2 separate regions of the Homo sapiens genome follow, and region 1 is linked to region 2. Evidence: chromatin loops called from intact Hi-C (ENCODE). Cell type or tissue: heart right ventricle. All regions are shown on one strand. Links, peaks and the distances in the headings refer to the core of each region. The heading gives the core; the rest is flanking DNA.

Region 1 (10,492 bases), core at 791-8,790, 86 kb before region 2:
TATGAAGTTGTTTATTTTCATCAGGGTAATTACTTGTGCTGCTTACCAAATGTTTCCAGCCCTCCCCCGTCGAGGCACATGATAGGATCTGACCTCCATGGCCTGGGCTAAGGCCATGTGCTGGTAGCTCTGGCCAATGAGTTGTAAGCAGAAGTGACACATGTCATTTCAGGCTGAAATTATCCAACAGTCTGTGCAATGCCAACAGAACTCTCTTTCCCTTTGCCATGGCAAATAGCCACTTTCAAGATGATTGATCACCTTAGGTCCTGGAGTGAGAAGATACGGCATGGAACCCTAGCCACCTTTTGTTGGACCCATAGCATAAGTGAGAAATAAACTTTTCTCCCAATATTTTATCGTGAAAAATGTTGAAATGTATAGAAAAGTTGAAAGACTTGCATAACACACATTCCCATATCTATCACCTGAATTTCACAGTTAACATTTTGGTATATTTGCTTTATCCCTTATCTGTCCTTTATGTTGTATCAATCTGCTTTTTTGGGGTGGAGAGATGAACAAGAAACTATTCTATAAACCATCACTAAGATTCTGGGGTTGTTCATTACTTCAGCATAACCTTGCCTTTCCTGATCCACATCTGGGGAATCCAGACCACCTACTCTCCTTTTCTGCTGAAGACAGTAAAGTAAAACTTCTCCAAAAAGAAAAAAGTAATGGTCTGAAGTTGGTTCTAAGAAATCATTTCCTGCCAGAGAAAGTTAGAAGTCACAATATGGATTAGGAGAAGGATTAAACCATCTTTTTTTCCTTCCATGGTCTTAAAAAATAAGATAAATTATGACTGACCTAGTTTTGATAAGGCTGTATTTGGAGGTAGAGAGATGAATTAAATGAGGAAAGGAAAGACAAAATTAGCATTCATTGACTATCTTTTGTATGGCAGACATTTTATATATATGATCTCATTTAATTTTCAAAATCATCCTGAAGAGTACATATGATTTCCATTTTTAAAATGAGGCTATTAAGCTCAGAGAGGTTAGGCTACCTGCCCAAGGTCATATAGCTATTGTGAGCAGAGGAGACAGAATGAAAATCCAAATCAGTATGACTTCAACACGCTTACCCTCATCTAGAAGTTTATAGACCCTTGGCCTCTGACAGCCAAGGGTATTTCCTCCCTCTGAAATGACCATCCCAAGGGAGACCGTGGCCCAAGAGGTAACAATGGTGTTAGTGGCAACCTCCCTTCATGCTTGAAGCAGAATTTGAAATGTCCAAATTATTTGACAAAAATATTTTTTGAATGTTCAGAAAAGTTCAACAAGCCCACTAAACAAAGGAGCATTGTGAATTTCCCAAAACTGAAACAGCTGATTTTTCCTTTACCTTTATCAGATAGTCACTTTCTTTGACAAAACATATATTTTAAAATACTAATGTTTTTTCCAACTCAAAACCCAGTTGGAATCTTGATCTTTTCCCAGTTTATTTTTTATGCTTGTGTTTGGTGTGAAGTAGATCTATATAATGTGTATATGAGTGTGTGTGTGTGTGTGTGTGTGTGTGTTCGTAAGGTCCTTAATTTCCCCAAATCTAGATGGTTACACTTTGAAATGTAACTCATATGGCCACACTGAGAGTCTATTTTCAGAATTTTCATGGCTACAAGCTAATGATTTTGGATTCCTATTGTTAGTCGAAAAATAATGGGTATGGTAGACATAACTTTAAATCATCAGGCTTCCACTCAGAGAGTTTATTGTGGGCTAGATAGCTACTGCTTGACAGGGTAGGAGGGGATAGCTAACCAAATTTGCCTGAAAAGACAACGTAAGTACCTATATAGGTAATGGGAATTTGTCCTCACCCTATAGAAACAATCTAACCCTGAATGACAAGTTTCTTCAAATAATTGAACACAGACTATCTTTAACTTTTCTATAGCATTTCACCTTTCCCTGGAGATTTTTATAAGATTAAAGCCTTAAAATAAAGCTTGGATACACTCAAAAAGGTAGCAGGAGGGAGCTTTCTGGGGCGATGGAACTGTTCTGTATCCTGATAGCGGCAGTGGTTGAATGAATCTATACATGTATTAAAACCCATATGGCTGTACACACACGTGCACATGCACACACATGCACACATACCTCTGGTGGACATCTGCTGCCTAAAGGTTCTGCCTTTCTTTCTTTTCTTTTCTTTTCTTTTCTTTTTTTTTTTTTTTTGAGACAGGGTCTTGCTCTGTAACAGCCCATGCTGGAGTGCAGTGGTGCGATGTTGGCTCACTGCAGCCTCAACCTCCCAGTCTCAAGTGATCCTCTCACCTCAGCCTCCCAAGTATTTGGGACCACAGGCGGCCACCACCACATCCAGCTAATTTTTGTAGAGATGGGTTTCACCATGTTGCCCAGGCTGGTCACGAATATTCTGCCTTCTGATCAAAAGCCTAATCCACATTTACCATTGTCTCTGCAAAATCCCTTAAGATTGATTGTATGAAGACATTGCTTTGGCCAATGTGGTCCTTGGCAGTTCTGCATTGTGTAGAACCTGTGAATCTTTTTGGAGCTTGTCTATCTTGGGAGGGAGATTGTCTGAGCAGACTTGAAGGCAGGGGTGGAAGCCACCTGCTGAAGACAATAATGAGCATTTGGGAGGGTGGGTGGGGAAAATGAGACAGCGCAGAGGGGAGGGGCCTGGAAGGGATCCCACTCCCTCGCTCCTGCCTGCATCTGGTGCCCCAGGAGCTGCTCTTGAGCAATGTCTCTCTAATGAGTTGGCGTGAACTTGTGCTTGTTCCTCCCTCAGGGAACAAGGGAAGACAGGCTTAAAGCTGCTAAAATGCTTGGAGAACATCCAAAGAGAAGCTTGACAGAAATGCAGTGTATTAGTGAAAACAGCTTGGGCCTGGCTAAATAGTGGCTATTTTAACAAAACAAACATATGGGATTTGATGACAATTGTCCTTACAAAGAAACAATCTAGCCCTTTACACAGAGCTTGATGCTTCTTTATAGTCTTCACAGAATTCGCTTCGCTGTGGTTTTCTTTTCTTTTTTTTTTTTTTTTTTGAGACAGAGTCTCGCTCTGTCACTCAGGCTGGAGTGCAGTGGCACAATCTCAGCTCACTGCAACCTCTGCCTCCCAGCTTCAAGTGATTCTCTGCCTCAGCCTCCCAAGTAGCTGGGACTACAGGTGCACCACTACCACAGCCAGCTAATTTTTGTATTTTTAGTAGAGATGGGGCTTCACCATATTGGTCAGCTGGTCTCGAACTCCTGACCTCAAGAGATCTGCCTGCCTTGGCCTCCCAAAGTGCTGGGATTACGGGCGTGAGTCACTGCACCTACCCAACTGTGGTTTTCTCAAACTTATTCTGGTATCTATTTATTTTCAGGAGTGCCTGGAACAACGACCCCAAGAGATCTCTCTTACATATGAATGTGAAGAATAAGCACATTCTTCAATGTGTGCCATCATGAGGAACAAATGTTCTTTTTTTTTTTTCCAAATTATTTGCTTTGCATTCTAGGGGAGGGCTTCTCACAGGCCATCAGAATTATCGGGGATGCTTGTTAAAATGTAGATTCCTAAACTCTACCTTTTTAGACCTCTTAAATTGAGCAAACTCTCTGAGAGTAAATCCAAAGCATCTGCATTTTATTAAGCACTTTAGGTGATTCTTATCATATTAAAGTTTGGAAAACACTACCCAAGGGTTTACTCACTGTACTCCTTCTTATTAAAGTTCAGTTATTCATTCAATAAGCATTCATGTGCCAGGTCCCGTGGGGGCAGGAGATGGCAATAGGAGTGTGATAAGTAATCAAGTTGTTTATAGCCAAATAATTACAATAAAATGAGGCAAGTGCTATACTAGAAAAAATACAAAATACATCAAAGCATTGAGGAGGAGTCTGTGGGAATTGGAGGCAGCTTCATAGATGATATTTGAGCTGCTTTCAGGCACAGAGAAGGTACTGCAGGATATTGGCATGTGAAAATACATGATCCACTCTGGAAGAAGAAACTCTGTGTGGCTGGAGCATAGGGAAGAGAGAGGCATGGGCTGGGGCAAGGCTATGAGGAGCCTTCTACACATGCTGAGCAGTTTAAGTTTAGTTCTACAGAAAGTGGGAACCAGAGGAAGTTTTTAAATATTAAATGATAGAATGATATTTGAGTTATGAAGCAATATTCCTGGAGGCAGTTTGGAGGCAGGAGATAAGAACAGAGTCTTCTGCAGTGGTGAGGGGTGGGGAAGCTAAATAAGGATGATGGCAGCTGGGGTCTCTGAGGTGGAGTAACAGATGATGAGAGTACAGGAGGGTAGGAGGAGGTGGGAAGCTGACCATGTCTGATAAAGGCTAGTCTGAGTCAAGAACCTCATCCAGGGAGGGCATTTTCAATAGCCAGACAACTCTTCCAGCTCAGAATCTGAAAGCAGACCTGATACTTGCGCTTATGAGCAAATCCTAGTGTCTGCGCCCATTAGCAATAGTTTCTACTGTGCTAGAGAATAAGTTTAAAGATATTTGTTAAGTGAAAAACATCACCCATAAAATATATGATTAAATGATTCCATTTATGTTTTCAAAATGTTAAGCGCATAGAGAGAGAGACAGAAAAAAAAGGGGGACAGAGAGAGGCTGAAATTTGAGGAAATGCAGAGGAAAGGCACTATTAATAAGGAAGAACAGTGGGGTTGGGAGAGACTGGAATTGAAGGACCCTTGACAATTTACTCTGAATTCTTGTGCATGTTTCAATTGTTTTAAACAATGAGTTTTATTGATGCTTGCTTTTAAAATTTTTTAAAGCAATTTTTAAAAAGATGCTTACACATCTTCTTGGCTACCACTAGGTGGTACTAGTGGCAGGACAGATTGGACAGCTTTTAAGCTTCCTGCGTTCATCCATGACACCTGCATATCCATCGAATTTTAGACACCTGCATGTGGGTTTAACTTCTTAACTTTATAGAGTAAAACAAATACCTTTGCCAATTATTATTAGCATGTGTCTTCAGAGCTTAGGGGTCGAGGTCCACAGACTATTTTTCTTTCTCCTTCAATATAACACGTAGTATTTTCTGTATTTAATTTGTATCAAAACATTTGCAAGTGTAAAAAAGTGTTCTTTCTGCATCAATCTAAGCTGCACACAGTTTGGTTCACATATATCTAGATATTTCTCAGGCTCTTCACTTTACAATGATATTCCCAATCCAAATCTTAATCACATGCACAAAAAGAATGAAACTCTGTGCTGGCACCATACACCTGTTTTCCCTAATTCCAAGACTGGCTTTTCTTTCCAACCACTTACTTTTAATTATTTTAGGCTGTCATGTTTTCCATCACCTCGGTTGACATGGCAGGAGACAAAAGTGTTGCCACAGCCTCTTTCTACACACACCCATGTTTATTGCAACCCATGATAATGCAGCATTTGTGATTTCACTTCTGGGGGCTTTTTTTCCTTTTAAGCAGGGTTTGTTGCTTCTTATATCATGGAATAGTCTGAACTAGCTACTGTATTTTCCTTTGTATGAAAACAACACTTCATTCCAAAATGGGATTCCCAATACTGGAGTTTCCATAGTCTAAAATGGACACAGTGACAACACTCACATGATCTACTAAGGATACCCACGGGGCCAGCCTGGCACACACAACGCTACTCAGTCCTAATAGGTGCAAAGCCAAGAGGTGCCTGCAGTGGCTCTGACTTGGCTAAGACATGCTCCTGGTTGTAATCCTCACAGAGTATAGCATGATTCTTCACCCCCTTACCCCACCCCACCCCAAACTCCGTCACCTCCAGCAGGGGCAGTTTGCAGAGTCAGTCTTTGGATGGAACCCAAGAAGAAATTGACCAAGGTATACAGTTGTATTTGACATTCCCTGAGTGGTCACTTGAGCCACCAATAAATACTAGAGAAGAAAGTCAGGAACATTCCATGCATAGGATATTAGCTATTAAATGGATATTAGCCACTATCCATCATTAATAATAATAAAGACTTTTTTGTTTGTTTATTTGTCTTTTGAGACAGAGTCTTGTGCTGTTGCCCAGGCTGGAGTGCAGTCGTGCCATCTCAGCTCACTGCAACCTCCGCCTCCTGGGTTCAAGAGATTCTCATGCCTCAGCCTCCTGAGTAGCTGAGATTACAGACGCCCACGACCACGCCCAGCTAATTTTTGCATTTTTAAGTAGAGATGGGTTTTCACCATGTTGGCCAGGCTAGTTTCAAACTCGCGACCTCAGGCGATCTGCCCACCTCAGCCTCCCAAAGTGCTGGGATTACAGGCGTGAGCCACTGCACCTGGCCATGAAGACTACTGTTTACTTGAACTGTTGCTATTTGCCAAGCCCTGTGCTAAATTCTTCATATATTTTCTCTTACTCAATTTATTCAACCGCCCTGAAAAGTAGCATTGTTGCTACCATTTTACAAATGTGAAAACAGGGACTTGGAAAGGTTCAAGCAACAGGTTCAGGCTTATCTATTTTCAAACCTGTCTTCTTAATTCCTATCCTATTTTGAAGACAGTTAAGGGCTCTAATTGTTCAGAGATTTTTGCATATCACCATTTAATAGACTGCTGAGGACCTTACTTTTTCCCCCCTTATCCCCTAGTTCACTACCCTTTTCAAAGGACAGAGACAAGGTCAAAGAAAAAAAGTAAATGTAAACCTATCCATATGCTTTGTACTGACATTCAGCCTTAGTTATACATTTATTTGAATACAAGAACTATGCTTTTCTATTACATTTGTCTCCCTTCAGCACCTCCCATAATGTTCCGCCCACAGCAGTTTCTTAACACTCTGTTGCTTCAGTAACTGGCTGGCCCCTTGTTCACATTTGGGGTTGAGAAGGTTAGTGATGGGATATAAATCAAAATTTGTGTTTTTGTGTAGGTCAGATTATTTTGACCATCTGATTTCCCTTACCATGAATCTCTGAAAATTAAAAGTAAATTGACTCCAAATTTAAATATTATTTTATTAGATGAGTCTAATTTTATTAGCTGAGTCTCATTTTATTGTTTTGAGAAAAATTAATCAAGAGTGCTTGGGGTTGAAAGTAGTAAACAAGAATAAATCTGTCACAACCTTCTCTTTTCTAAGAACTATGAGCTGGAACTTGTTTTCATGATATAATTAGGTAGGGATTTCTGTGACTTAATTTAAAAGCCTGATTTATAATCACTTTTATTTTCAAAACAGTTTTTTTTCCACTTTCTCTCTCTCTGCCACCCCTGAATGAACCTGGCTCTGCTTCTCCAAATTCAATGATGTCAGGTTAGCAGGGAGCAAATTTGAGACTGCACAATTCCCATCAGCTATTAGCTAGGGAGATCTTTTGATCCCCAAGGTCTAAGTTCAATTCTAAAGGCTATGTTTTCTTTTGGACCTATGTGGTAACTCCTATTAACAGTAATGGGTGTTACACATGAACGTACAGAAGACTGTATACCCCTAAGATTTGCCCAAGCATGAATTTCATGAGGCAAAAGTGAACACATTTTTTTTACTTTGGCACCCTTCCCTTCCAGGTTACGATAAATGTTGGCACTTGGATAAGATTCTAAATGATGAAATGCCAATGCATGTTGCTTCTGCATATGTCATCTAAAGTATGTGGCTTCTCAAAATGGATGCCCTTCTTCTCTGCTCAATGCTTGGCCTGGCAAGCCATTGTAACCCTGACAGAGAGGAGAAAAGACATTTCTAAACAAATATTTTCCTTTTCAGATATCATACAGCTTGTGTCAGTGAGTGAGATAAACCCAGTCCTAATGTGCTAGTCTGAAATGCTTGTATCCCAGTCTACTTTCCATTGATTTGATCAATATCAGATACTCTGATATCCTGAAATGAAAAACAGGTGTGAAAAAAAGAGGACTGAAATATGAATAACAAACTGTTCAAGACGAGACAGCCAGTTCTAGAGAGCTGGCCCCACTTGCCTAAGAGGTGTGTACCAACGCCAAATAAGCCAAAGTAAGAGGCAGACTTGTTTGTATAGTATTTAATAGGCCCCAGAGGGAAAGGGAAGCCTGCTGAAACAATTTTTTTTTTTTACTTCAAAAAATACCTGGCACATAATATGTACAAATGAAACGATCTTGCTTAATTTGTTTTAGGTTCTTTATTTCACGTAACTCATGATTTAGAAAGGTCTCTAAAATGTGATGATTATAAGAACATTCATCTGCCAAGACTCTTAAAATATATTCTAACAGCTTTAATCCTGTTGCAGATAGAGCTATCAGTAGCAGCAATTAGCATGTATTTAAATTCAATAATTTCTGCATAAAAAGGACTTTACTGACATTTATAAATTCTTCCTCTGACAAAGGGGTGAGAAAGAATGTGATTAATAGTAAGATGAAGATTCTTTAATTTCTTCTGAAATTATTTTTAAGGACATAAACAACTTGCCCTTTTCTTTGCTAGTATTAACCTACAAAACACAAAAAATCAACTCATGGTTACCTTTTCAATACTGTTGGCCTCAATTCCTGACTCAGGAAATAATATAAAGCAGTTCAACTGGTTTTGTCTTGCTTGAGAAACTAAAATTAAAATCTCTGGAGTTATTTAACTTTAAACAGGAAAGAATGTGGTCTTTCAGAAATAGTCATACAGACAGTTTTCCAAATGTGTAAACCTCTTAAACTTAGTACCAATCTAAAAAAGAAAATAAAAGGAAAAAAAGGTCCTTAAAAAAAGTGCATGTGTTTTGGGTTTTTTTGTTTTTGTTTTTACATCTTTCTCTAGTTGCAACTGGAAACCGTAGGTTTTATTCTCATCTTTCAGCTACTGGCATGTCATAATCTCCTCTAGTGAATGACTACCTAAATTACTATATCCATAAATATTCTAGTGGAAAAACATTTGCAAGGCTTATTTTCAGAAGTACACTGCAGTATCTTGATGTTGACCAAATTCAATTTTATTTTTCTGTATTATAACTAACAATTTCAAGGTGTTATTTTATACATCAAAACTCCAAAAGTATGACAGAAAGGAGCTTATACATATGCTAAATAAACCAGTATTGCAGTGTAGCATGGAAAAAAAAAAACTACCCAATGATGGTGAATTCTGTTTCTTTATGCTACCCAATAGTGGTAGTCAGGCAGCCTCTAGCATTTATTCTTGGCTAGGAAAAGTGATGTTTTGGAAAATAAAATTTGGGCAAATGTATGTTATACTGGCTCTCGACACATTCAATCTCTTTTTGTTTTTTAGAAATCATAAGTCATAGTCACCAAATCATCAAATTTTTAGCTTCTAAAGAATTGCACTGGGTGTTTGTCAAAGTTAACTGAGTTGAAATCAACATGGCTAGTTCTGGTTTATTTCTTGGATTCTTCTAATCACAAATTATCTGATCAAATGAGTAAATGCACAATATTAACTGAATGCTAGAATGAGTAAATTGCTCAAACATTGTATTAACCATTATACAACATTCTATATTAGTCACTGATGAATGTATGACTGGGAGGAGTATTATGTTTCAGCCAATAAGTCCTTATTGAGTGCCCTCTATAAACTGAGGAGGTAGGACAGGAGAGGAGATCACAAAATAATTCCTAGACTACCTTACCAGTAACAACTATTGAAAAAAATTATAAAAGTAAAATCACAATAAAAAAGCAAATCTATTATCTGCATGGCCAGGCGTGATGGCTCACACCTGTAATCCTAACACTTTGGGAGGCCAAGGCAAGGGAATCGCTTCAGTCCAGGAGTTCGAGACCGGCCTGGGCAACATGGGAAAACCTCATCTCTACTAAAAATACAAAAAATTAGCCCAGCATTGTGGCACACCCCTGTAGTCCCAGCTTCCTAGAAGGCTGAGATGGGAGGATCACTCAAGCCTAGGAGGTCAAGGCTGCAGGGAACCATGACTCTGCCACTGCACTCCAGGCTGGGCGACAGAGTGAGACCCTGTCTCAAAAAATAAAATATAAAAAAATTACCTGCTTAATGGAGAAATCTGTTTTATTTACCTTGTTGCTTTCAGTCTTCATTGTTCTTATTAAATTCCATTTTCTAATCCATCTATAGGAACAATTTGAAGCTTACTAAGTAAGTGTAGATCTAACTAATTGAAGTGTTAGCATTACCAACAAATTATTTGTCATTGCACATCCTGGAAACAAAGAGCTAACATTTGGGAAGGGTGGGTGTCTCAGTAATATACACAATCCACTCTATCTTCACACATATATCAATCTAAAGGGGAGCAGAAATGTTTTTATCCATAAGGAATGAGACTCTTCTTTTTTTTCTTTTTTTGAGACAGAGCCTCGCTCTGCCGCCCAGGCTGGAGTGCAGTGGCGCGATCTCGGCTCACTGCAAGCTCCGCCTCCCAGGTTCACGCCATTCTCCTGCCTCAGCCTCCCGAGTAGCTGGGACTACAGGCGCCCGCCACCACTCCGGCTGATTTTTTGAATTTTTTTAGTAGAGACGGGGTTTCACTGTGTTAGCCAGGA
Region 2 (10,492 bases), core at 1,367-9,366:
AAATAAAAGGAGAAATTTCTCTTTCTTGAAAAATTGAATCTTTTGTTTAAAAGCATTCTGATTGCCAAGATTAGATGAAAGAACATCTATGTTTAGTTTCAACTTTTGTAATTTTAAAATTTCAAGAGTAAAAAAACCCTAAAAGCCTCCAGACATAGAAGTTGTTACCTAAAAAGAATAGGAGTCCGCTGGCATTGGACTTCTTCACAGCAGCAGTAGTTGGTAGAAGGCAGTGGAGTAATACATTCAAAGTTCGGAGTTTCTAATCCAGAATTTGATAACAGCCAAATGATCACTCAAATGTGAGAACAAAAAAAGACATTTTCAGAAATTTAAGGACTTGGGAAGGTTAACTTAAACGAGTTCTTGAATATGTACCTAGCAAAATGAAATAGAAGTTCAAGAAAGAGGATGAAATGAGACCCCAGAAACGGAATTCCTAACTAACACACCAGTGAAAATCTCAGGATAACAACTATGCCATAGGCCTAGAAAGCAGTTGGTTCAAATTAGAACGAAATGGCAGAGTTGTCTGTGAAGAATGTCTTCAAGAAGAAAGTAAAAGCCGTTATATGAATTATGTGGTGGAATTTTTTAATGTTAAGATAAAAGTCAACGAGAGAAAAAAAAGAAACTGGGGGATGCAGTATGACATTCTTGGCAGTAAACCACATTAAGCTTTGGAGGAGCCATACGTGTAAGTAAGTCTTGAATAATGGAGGCTGAAAGTAAAAGAAGACTCTTAAATATGCATTCTTTTGTGGAAATATAATTTTTTTTAAAGGAAAATAGGGTGGGGAGTGGAGTGTGGTACAAAGCTAAAGAAAGGTGCAGCTAACATTCAAATGCAACATCACATAGGAACAGTAGATAAAATAAGAGGAAGATCTGGAAAATGTGATGTAATGGGATGGGATTGGACTTAATATATAGAAAAAAGAAATGCTTTAGGAGCCAGATCTTTTGAATAAGATGTATCATTGAACTAAGCAGTATACATTTTAGTTTAAAAAAATAAACAGTATATCTTTAAGCAGGGTTATTAATAACAGAATACTTGAAGGTATATTTGTATCATATTATGAATACATGCTTTTCATTAACTTACTGCCTGTATTGATTTGAACCATAATGTGGATAAACCAAAAGGAGAAAAACAATAATACACAGGCCTTCAGTAGGAAAAACGGTAATATACATGTTGAGAGAAGGGTTAGAAAGGACGTCTTAGTAAAACATGGTCTGATTTTTATCAATCTAGAGTGGGAAGACTCTTATTCTCTTTTCTCCACATTTAGCCCAGAAATGCAGGTTGGGGGAATAGAAATGATGCCTAAGGCTCCTTGCTGACTCTTCAGATGGAACTAACATAGGAAAAGAAATTAGATCAGAAAGTATTTCAAGAAATCCCAGTCACCTCACTTTGTCATCAAGCTTTATAACATCGAGCAGCTTACCTCACTCCTTGGGTTTGTTTCCTCATCTTGAGTTTGTCATCTTCAAGGTTTCTTGTGACTGCTTACGTTACATGGCTTTTCTATGCTAGATTTTCTCGTGAAGCTCACTGAGCACTGAAAATAATTCTAAGAATGTATTTTTAGGATTGTTATAAATGTTCAGCTTCTTTTGTGACATCTTTGGACGCCATTGGGTGAATGAGTTCTAGTGTGTTGGTCATTTTTAGTCATTTTTTATATAAGGAGGAAGTCAGTGGTATGTGGTATTTATATTTTGAAGGAGCAATCTAGAAAACAAAACACAATCACAGTATCAGTAATGAAAGCACTGAAATCATTGCAGATCCTTACAGATGTTAAAAGGATAACAAAAGAATGTTAGAAGCAATTTTATGCCAATAAGTTCCATACCTTAGATGAAATGGACAAATTCCTTGCAAAACAAATTACTAAAACTGACAATAAGAGGAAATAGTAAATCTTAATAGCCTTTTATTAGTTAATAAAATTGAATTCATATTTCAAAATCTTTCTACAAAGAAAATAGTAAGGTCAAACGGCTTTACTGGTAAATTCTATCAAATTTAATGAAAAGAAAGAAAGAAACACAGTCTTATCTAGACTCTTAGAAAATAGAAGCTAGCATTACCTTGATGGTAATACCAAAGACATTATAATAAAATCAATATGGAATATAAACCAACATTATTTGAGAATATATGTGCAAAAAATCATTTAGTATTTGCAAGTCAAATTCGGTGGTGTGTAAAAAGGATGATAAAACACAACCAAGGGGATTTTTATACCAGTAATGCAATTTTAACATTCAAAAATTAATGTAATTTACTATTTTGACAAAAGAGAAAAACATCTTCTCAGTAATTACAGCAAAGTGTTTGGCAAAATGTAATATCTATTCATGATATTAGCGAATTGGGAATAGAAGGGAACTTCCTCAGCCTGATATTGGGCATCTACTAAAAAACCTTTACTTTGTTCATACTCATATCTCATGATGAAAGGCTGAATCGTTTCTACCTAAGATTGGGGAAGAAAACAAGATTTTCCACTCTTGACCACTTCTAATCAACGTTGTATTTGAAGTCCTAGTCACAACATGATCAAGAAAAAGAAAAAGACTTGAGATTGGAAAGGAAGGAGTAAAATTGTTTTTATTCCCAGATGACATGGTTTTATATATATAGCAAATGTTAAGTTACTAGGACTGATGTGAATTTGGCAAGATTGTAGGATACAAGGATAATATACCCAAACAGTGTAATTTCTATATAATAGTAAAGAACAATTAAAAATGAAATGGGTCTGGGAGCGGTGGCTCACGCCTGTAATCCTAGCACTTTGGGAGACTGAGGTGGGCAGATCACGAGGTCAGGAGATCAAGACCATCCTGGCCAACATGGTGAAATCCCATCTCTACTAAAAATAAAAAAATTAGCTGGGCATGGTGGCACTTGCCTGTATTCTTAGCTACTCGGGAGGCTGAGGCAGGAGAATGGTGTGAACCCAGGAGGCGGAGGTGGCAGTGAGCCAAGATCGTGCCACTGCACTCCAGCCTGGGTGACAGAGCAAAACTCCATCTTAAAAAAATAATAATACAAATAAAGATGAAATGGACAAGTACCATGCATAATAGAGTAAAATTGTAAAATACTCAGGTATAAGTTTAACCAGATATGTGTAAAATCTGTACTCCAAATTACAGAAAATTATTGGAACTTAAAAAGACCTACACAAATGAAGATATATACCGCATTCATAGATTAGAAGACTTGTTACAAAGATGTCAGTTCTACTCAGACTTATCTATAGCTTCCTCAAGACCTTCCCAATCAAATTCTTAACAAGATTTTAAAAAATTTAGCAAACTGATGGTTAATTCCATGTGGAAATGCACGGGTCTTAGAAGAGTCAGCATTTTAAAACAGAACAAAGTAAAAGTACAGCTCCTCGATTTAAAGATTTACCATAAAACATAACACTGTGGTACTGGCATAAGGTAGACTAAAATCAATGAAACAGAATAGAGGGTCCAGACTCATTCATTCATATATGTATACACATATATATGTATATACATATATATACATACGCATATATACGTATATATGTATATACATATATACACACGCATATATACGTATATATGCATATACATACACATATATATACATATATATGCATATACATGTACATATATGTACATATATATGCATATACATGTACATATATGTACATATGTATATACATATATGTATACATGTATACATGTGTATACACATACATGCATACACATATGTATGTATACATATGTATGTACATATGTGTATACATATATGTAAAATGTATATATGTATGCACATATATGTAAATATATATTATATATACATGTATGTATATATTTACATATATGTGTATTGTATATGTAAACATGTTTACATATATATTTACATATATATGTTTACATATATATGCTTTTTTTTTTTTTTTTTTTTTTTTTTTGCCAAAGGTGCCGTTGTAAAGGGAGCCTTTTCAACAAAACAGCTGTATTTCTGTATGGAATAAAAAGTCATTATTTTTCTATATGTATCATATATTTAAAAGGCATATAACGTAGGTCATAGATTTAAACATAAAACAATGGAACATCTAGAAGAAAACAGGAGAAAATCTTCATGATCAAGGATGGGTAAAGACTTTTAGTACACACAAAACAGGAATCATAAAGGGAAAAAATTCTATTTCATTAATATTGAAAGGTTTTGGTTTTAAAAATACACCTATGAAAAGGCAAGCTCACAGACTGGGAGAAAATACTATTAGAAAATACCTAACAAAGGACTTGGATCAGTATATAGAGAATTTCACAAATCTTTTACATAACGCTTTTTTTTTAAAAGCACAATTCACTAATAAAAATATATGAAAAAATAGGCAATACCACTTGTTAGCAAGGATGTGGAGCTACTGAAATAATCATATATTGCTGATGGGAGAGTAAAATGGTACATTACTTTGGAAAACTGACAGTTTCTGAAAACTTAACCCTGTGACCCAGCAATTCCAGGAAAACGTTTGTTTACAGAAATACACATTAATATTTATAGTAGCTTTACAGGAATGTCTGTCAACAGATGAATGCATAAACAAATTGTGGTATATCCATATAATGGACTATACTGCTCTGCAGTATAAAGGAACAAACTGACACATGCAACAACATGGATTAGTGTCAAAAACTTGGTGAGTAAAAGAAGATAGACGCGAGTACCTACTGTATGATCCTGTAGACATGAAATTCTAGATAGAATTTAGTTATAGAAAGAACAGTGGTTGCCTAGGGTGGTAAGAAAAGGGTGATTGACTGCAAAAGGGCTCAAGGGAGTGTTTAGGGGTCATGGAATGTTCTTTTATCTTGATGGTAGTGATGCTTCCATAGGTATATGCATTTGTCAAAACTTATATAACCATATACTTAATAATGCATCATTTGAAGGTAGTTATTCCTCAAAGTTGGCTTAAATTATTTTAGCATTTTTAGGCCAGGCGTTGTGCCTCACACCTGTAATTCCAGCACTTTGGGAGGCCAAGGTGGGCAGATCACCTGAGGTCAGAAGTTCAAGACCAGACTGGCCAACATGGTGAAATTCCGTCTCTACCAAAAATACAAAAATCAGCAGGGCGTGGTGGCGCACGCCTGTAATCTCAGCTACCCCGGAGGCTGAGGCAGAAGAATTGCTTGAACCCAGGAGGCAGAGGTTACAGTGAGCTGAGATCACACCACTGCCCTCCTGCCTGGGTGACAGAGTGAGTCTCCATTAAAAAAAAAAATAGCATTTTTATTAAAATGTGATACTTCTTTTGTTGGTGGTGATACCGAGTTTTTGCATATTTGACAATTGCATGATAATCTTTAAAGTATGTAAGAAATCTAGGAGCTCCAAAAAGACTCATTACTTTTTGCAGTCTAAGATTATATTTCTCGAATGTAGACCTTTTAAGTGGATGAGTTTTTCATGTATTTAAGAAAAGGTACAACACATACATGTATGACCTGTGTTCATTTCATAATATACTATTTCAAGTCTGTCATAATACTGATAGGGTGCTCTCTTTGCTTTGTTCATTTGGTAGTCAAACTGTGCAGAATATAAATATTAAACTTCCACTTGGTACACAACAAGATCATTATAAAACTGGAAAATTTTTTTGGAGCTTTTTGAAGGTTTTATCTGCTGCGCCCCCTGGTGGATTTTACTTCTCATTGGGGTCACATGAAAATACAGCCATTTACCTTCGTAGGAGGTGTCTTTATAAAAAACTGTAAAGCTTTTAAGTTAATCTTTATGTTGAAAAACTTCTCAGTAACTTCTGTTGATAACACTATGAGGTTTTTTGTTTTGTGATCTTCACAGGAGTTATTCAGTACAAGCTTTTCCATAGATAATTTTGCCATGTCTGATGGCTTTTTTCCAAAACACCTCTAAGATAGAGATTCCGGGATCCTGTATTGGAGTAGTAGTTTCTAATAGTTCTCATCCTATAATATGGTTCTAAATTTCTTGCTGTACAAAAGAGATTGGAGAATCGTGTCTTAGAAATAGTACGTATAGTTGGGATAAGCCTTGAACATATTATGGTGCCAGAAATTAAGGAAGTACTTAAAAAAAAAAAAAAGGTTGTTGGAAAGGCCGCATAGGAGCCAACCTGAAGATCTAATAAAGACCTAATAAAGCTGGAACAATTTGACTAACAAAATAATGATAGTATTGGATTTTAATTCATGTACTAAAATACTCATGAGTCCATGCTGATGTAAGTATTTTAATAAATAAATGGTGGAGAAGGCACTGGTTTTGGTTTTGTATTTTTTTTACAGGAGCATCCCAATTAATGTAGAAAGAAAGACGGGAAAAGAAATTTTTCATTAGGCAAATACCACGGTAATAAATGTGGCAGACAGGACCTGCTGATGGATGCCAAAATTAGGTCAGAGTTTGAGGAGAAAAGAGTATTTGCACAGTCTCAAAGTATTCCCTACCCCCTCTCCTCCCAGGATATTTTTTTAACTGCAAAGGAAAAGATGGTAGATTTATAGTGGAGAAATCTGGCAGCCACCACCTTGGCCAAGTGATCAAAGTTAACATCACTAGTAATAAGACATATTGATGTCATGAGCCCCTTGATACAGTGTACTGGAGGACACAATATCATTTCTGTGGTATTCTTGCCCCAAATGCCTAAATGCATTCTAATCATGAGAAAACAGGAAGCTCAAACTGAGGGAAGTTTTACAAAATACTGGATCATAAGTTTCAAGGTCATGAAAGACAATCAATCAAGAGTTGTCACAAATTGGAGCCAAGACTCAGGAGAAATTACAAAAAAGTTACAAAGATAATAGAGTTCTTGAATACCCCTCAGCCAAGTGGGGATGTTAACATCTCACAGAATTATAGTACAGTTATCAACATCAAGAAATTAACATTGGCTAAAGAATATTAAACCACATACATGAGTGAAAAAAATGGTGAAACTTGGAGAGTGTTCTTTTTCTTTTCCAGGATTCTCTCCTGGATCCCACATTACATATAGTTGTTTCTTTCAAAATATTATTGTTAGAATTTAGAGATACTTGCTTTGTTTTAAATCAGTTGGTGTATTAATAGGTAATAAGTTATTTGTAAAGTAGCTATTAAAAGAATTTCCTGATGAAGCAATAGTCTTGTTGCTTTTTTCTACTATACAATTATTGGGAATTGGCTAAAATTTGAGGAAAGTTTTGTTTTTCTACCATTCTGTTTATTTCATTTTCTCTTCATTCTGAAAAATTTTAGCATCACCTAAAACAGTTCACACTGCTTTAAGTTGTCTTTACTTTTAATCCCAACAGTTGAATAGCAGCTTGGTGTGTATGTATTAATAGCAATGCTTTCAGAACCAGAACACTGTGGTCTTTTCTTTACTATTTTGAAATTTCTTGTATTCTTTTTTTCTAAATGAGAGAAATATATAAGGGAGATGATTTATGTTTCATCATCTGAAAGTGTGATGAATGAATATGTAACCTTCTATTTCTATTAATATTATATTGCTGCAGTATTAATATGTCCAGTTGAAAATACTAAAATTTAGTGTAGCAACATGAGCTCTCTAAAAGCAAGTTCTTAATACTTTCATGTAGTAACATTAACAAGATTCTTGAAGTCACTTTTTAAAATGAGTTACCATCTGAATTTTACATTTATCCGTGAGAACCGTCAGAGTGCAATTGATCGAGGTTAAGTCTCAACAGTCTGTTTTCTGTATAAACAATCTACCAATTCCTTATTAGTAACTTTTTATGTTTTATAAACTCTGACTAAAATATCTAAGTTTTTGCCACCTTGCTTAAATTTTAGATAACAGTATATGACTTGAAGATTATTTTAATATTTTGTCTAATATAATGTCAATTGAATATGTAGGCATTTTCAACTGTTAAGGCATTCCTCCCAAAGTTGTCCTTCCAAAAAGTAGAAAAATAACATGAGTTTCAACCTGGCAAAACATATGAAAAAGAGTATCTCTGAGTCACAAGATGAGTCAAGAGGGTGAGGTTTGTTTTTCCTTGTCCATCTCTTTTAAGGGAATATGATCCTAAGCAGCAGGAAAAAAATATATTTAATGAAAATTGGCGCCAAAAGTTAGAATTTGTTCTTCAGTATTTAACTGGTACTAAGTGCAGATCTTCTATAAATATACTGAAACTAAATTTAATGGTGCTAACAAGATGGGTTTGATCTGCTTTAGAGATCTGTTCCTAATTTGTAGGTGATTGCTAATGCCGATATTTCAAGAATTAAAACTCTGTTTCATACTCTAATATCCTACTGTAGCACAGCAACACTGCTGGCAAGTGGAAGTGCTTAAATAACTGCCCCTCAGGTGCCAGTAATGACCAAAGAAATCATTTTGTTTGATACCTAAAATAACTATATTTACCATTTGTTCTTGAAAGCTGACTTTCGTAGATCTTGGCTTTAAAATTTTTTCCTGGCTTTGCTTTCCAAGCTGGCCATTTAAAAATATTCTGGATATTTAGGTATGGATTCCTCTAGTTGCTCAGCCTCGACTAGATTGTAAATACTGAGTATTTAGTCCATCTTACTCATCATCGTAATCGTAGCTGAAAGGAGGGGAGGGAGATGAGGAAATAAATGAGTGGTTGGAGAAAAGATAACTGCCCCCATACATGCTGCACTGGCTTCTTAGCTCAAGATCAGTTTTAGCTACATGGGGTATGTGGGAATGATGATGAATGGAAAGATTAGATAGAGCTTGTTCCCTCCTAGTCATATTAAAGGGGCTTTTTAAGAAGTCATTTATTGTCAAGGTAAAATGTGATCACTGGCACATTGCTTTGCCTTTGAGGAAAGTTTTGACTACTCATCCAGAGCAGATATCAACTACTTTATAATGTTTCACAAGATATTAAAACAAGTAAATAAAATTTAACTACTCCTTCTAAGGGCCTTTGCCAGGGAGTGAGATAATGATACAACTATAAGATAAATCATTAGTAACCCCTTTCTTTTATCAGAGAAAAATTGATAGGTGTCTCATAAATGGAGAATTCAGGCAAGGCCATTCCAGCAGGAGGTTTATAAGGAAATGGAGGTATAAAATCTATACTTTAGCAGAGATGTGCCAAGAGCATTGTAGCCAAAGAAAAGGAAATGGGGAAAGAGATAAGATGGAAATTTAAATTTGAGGCTAAGTATTGCCGAGGACTTTAGACTTTTTGTATTAGAAAGCCACTAGAAAATGTAAAGCACAGGAGCTAGCCGTTTGGCTGAATTTGCCTTTTAGAAAGATTACTGTTGGCAATGTAAAGAAGATGGATTGAACCACATATATTTATTTGATTTATGATTATGATTTTCAAGTATTCTTAATATTTTTTATTCATTTATTAAGACTGAAATGCTATCTTCTTGATTGGAGGAGTTTTCTGAGTAGCTAAAACAATCCTTTAAGTGCCTAAATTTCAGTTTCTTGATAAACAACTTTCTAAACTATAATTAATGTCCCCACTTCAATAAATTGACTAATAAATAGTTTGCATAAATATTATCATACTACATTTCTGCTTTTCCTCTTCCCATTAATCATACAGCCTAGAAGAAATGATCCTGATTTGTCCACTTAAAGTTTGTGGAGACATTATCTTTTCTTATCTACTCACAATAGATCACCTTTGTGATCTGTTATGTTTAAATTCCCTGTCACCTTTCCTAGTCTATGGTTGTAAACTAAGGCAAAACTCAAGATTGGAAGAAGAAAATAATTAACTAATCCTTGGTATATGTGTAAAAAATTAAGGCAAGCGTGGAGAGGGTAGCTCTTCAGCAAAATCTATGAACTTTGAGACACTGTTCTGAATGGTTTGCTGATTGGTACCTGGTTAGCTAGTAGTTTTAAATACTGATGGAATTTTAATCAATAAGTTTTACATTTGAAATACTTATTAATACTTAAAACATTATTAAAACCATAATTAAGCACCTGTTATATGTGATGCTCAGAGCACCAATGAAAAAGTCATGGACTCTGCCCTGAGGTGGAGTAGACATATAAATAAATAAGCGAAAAGCATTTGTAGGACTTTCATTATATTTTTTCTCTTTCAAGAGTAAGGGTGTGTCATTTTATAGATAGAAAATGGGGAAATAAGGTTTATTTGAACAGTTTGCAGTTATGTCACATATTCCATTAAAGAAGGAATACTCTTTAATAGAGGGATAAAATGCTTGTGTAGTTGATGTGCTTATGAAGTGCTTATATGATCTTTTTTATCAGATTATTTATATACATTAATGTGCTACATAATAATTTTTGGTCAGTGGCTGACCACATATACACAGTGGTTCCGTAAGATTATAATGGAGCTGAAAATACATGTACAGTCATGTGTCACTTAACAACGAGTTGCATTGAGTAATGCATCATTAGTGTAGCCTAAGTGTACAGAGTTT

Evidence for each region. Hi-C counts contacts between places; a loop is a spot of excess contacts. Peaks named below come from ENCODE experiments on the same cell type or tissue, not always from the same donor. Only the 100,000 strongest peaks of a DNase experiment are listed, where the experiment ranks them.
Region 1: it touches region 2 in a loop (14-fold over the local background); 55 of 110 quality-filtered maps call a loop at or near these places.

What each region holds. Positions count from the first base shown.
Region 1 is chr2:68,277,363-68,287,854 of GRCh38, reverse strand. All of the region lies in intron 1 of PPP3R1-AS1 (PPP3R1 and CNRIP1 antisense RNA 1), which reads right to left. It also overlaps a transcript of CNRIP1 not described here. Among named protein-coding and RNA genes, the nearest start is that of PPP3R1, 30 kb to the right of the region's middle. In heart right ventricle, for the core only: a CTCF peak has its summit at 4,833 (motif pointing right); a DNase peak (open chromatin) is centred at 2,694.
Region 2 is chr2:68,191,548-68,202,039 of GRCh38, reverse strand. The region is part of intron 2 of PPP3R1 (protein phosphatase 3 regulatory subunit B, alpha); the gene reads left to right. Among named protein-coding and RNA genes, the nearest start is that of PNO1, 39 kb to the right of the region's middle. RefSeq lists an enhancer at 7,181-9,199. In heart right ventricle, for the core only: a CTCF peak has its summit at 5,723 (motif pointing left); a DNase peak (open chromatin) is centred at 5,719; H3K27ac peaks cover 494 bases.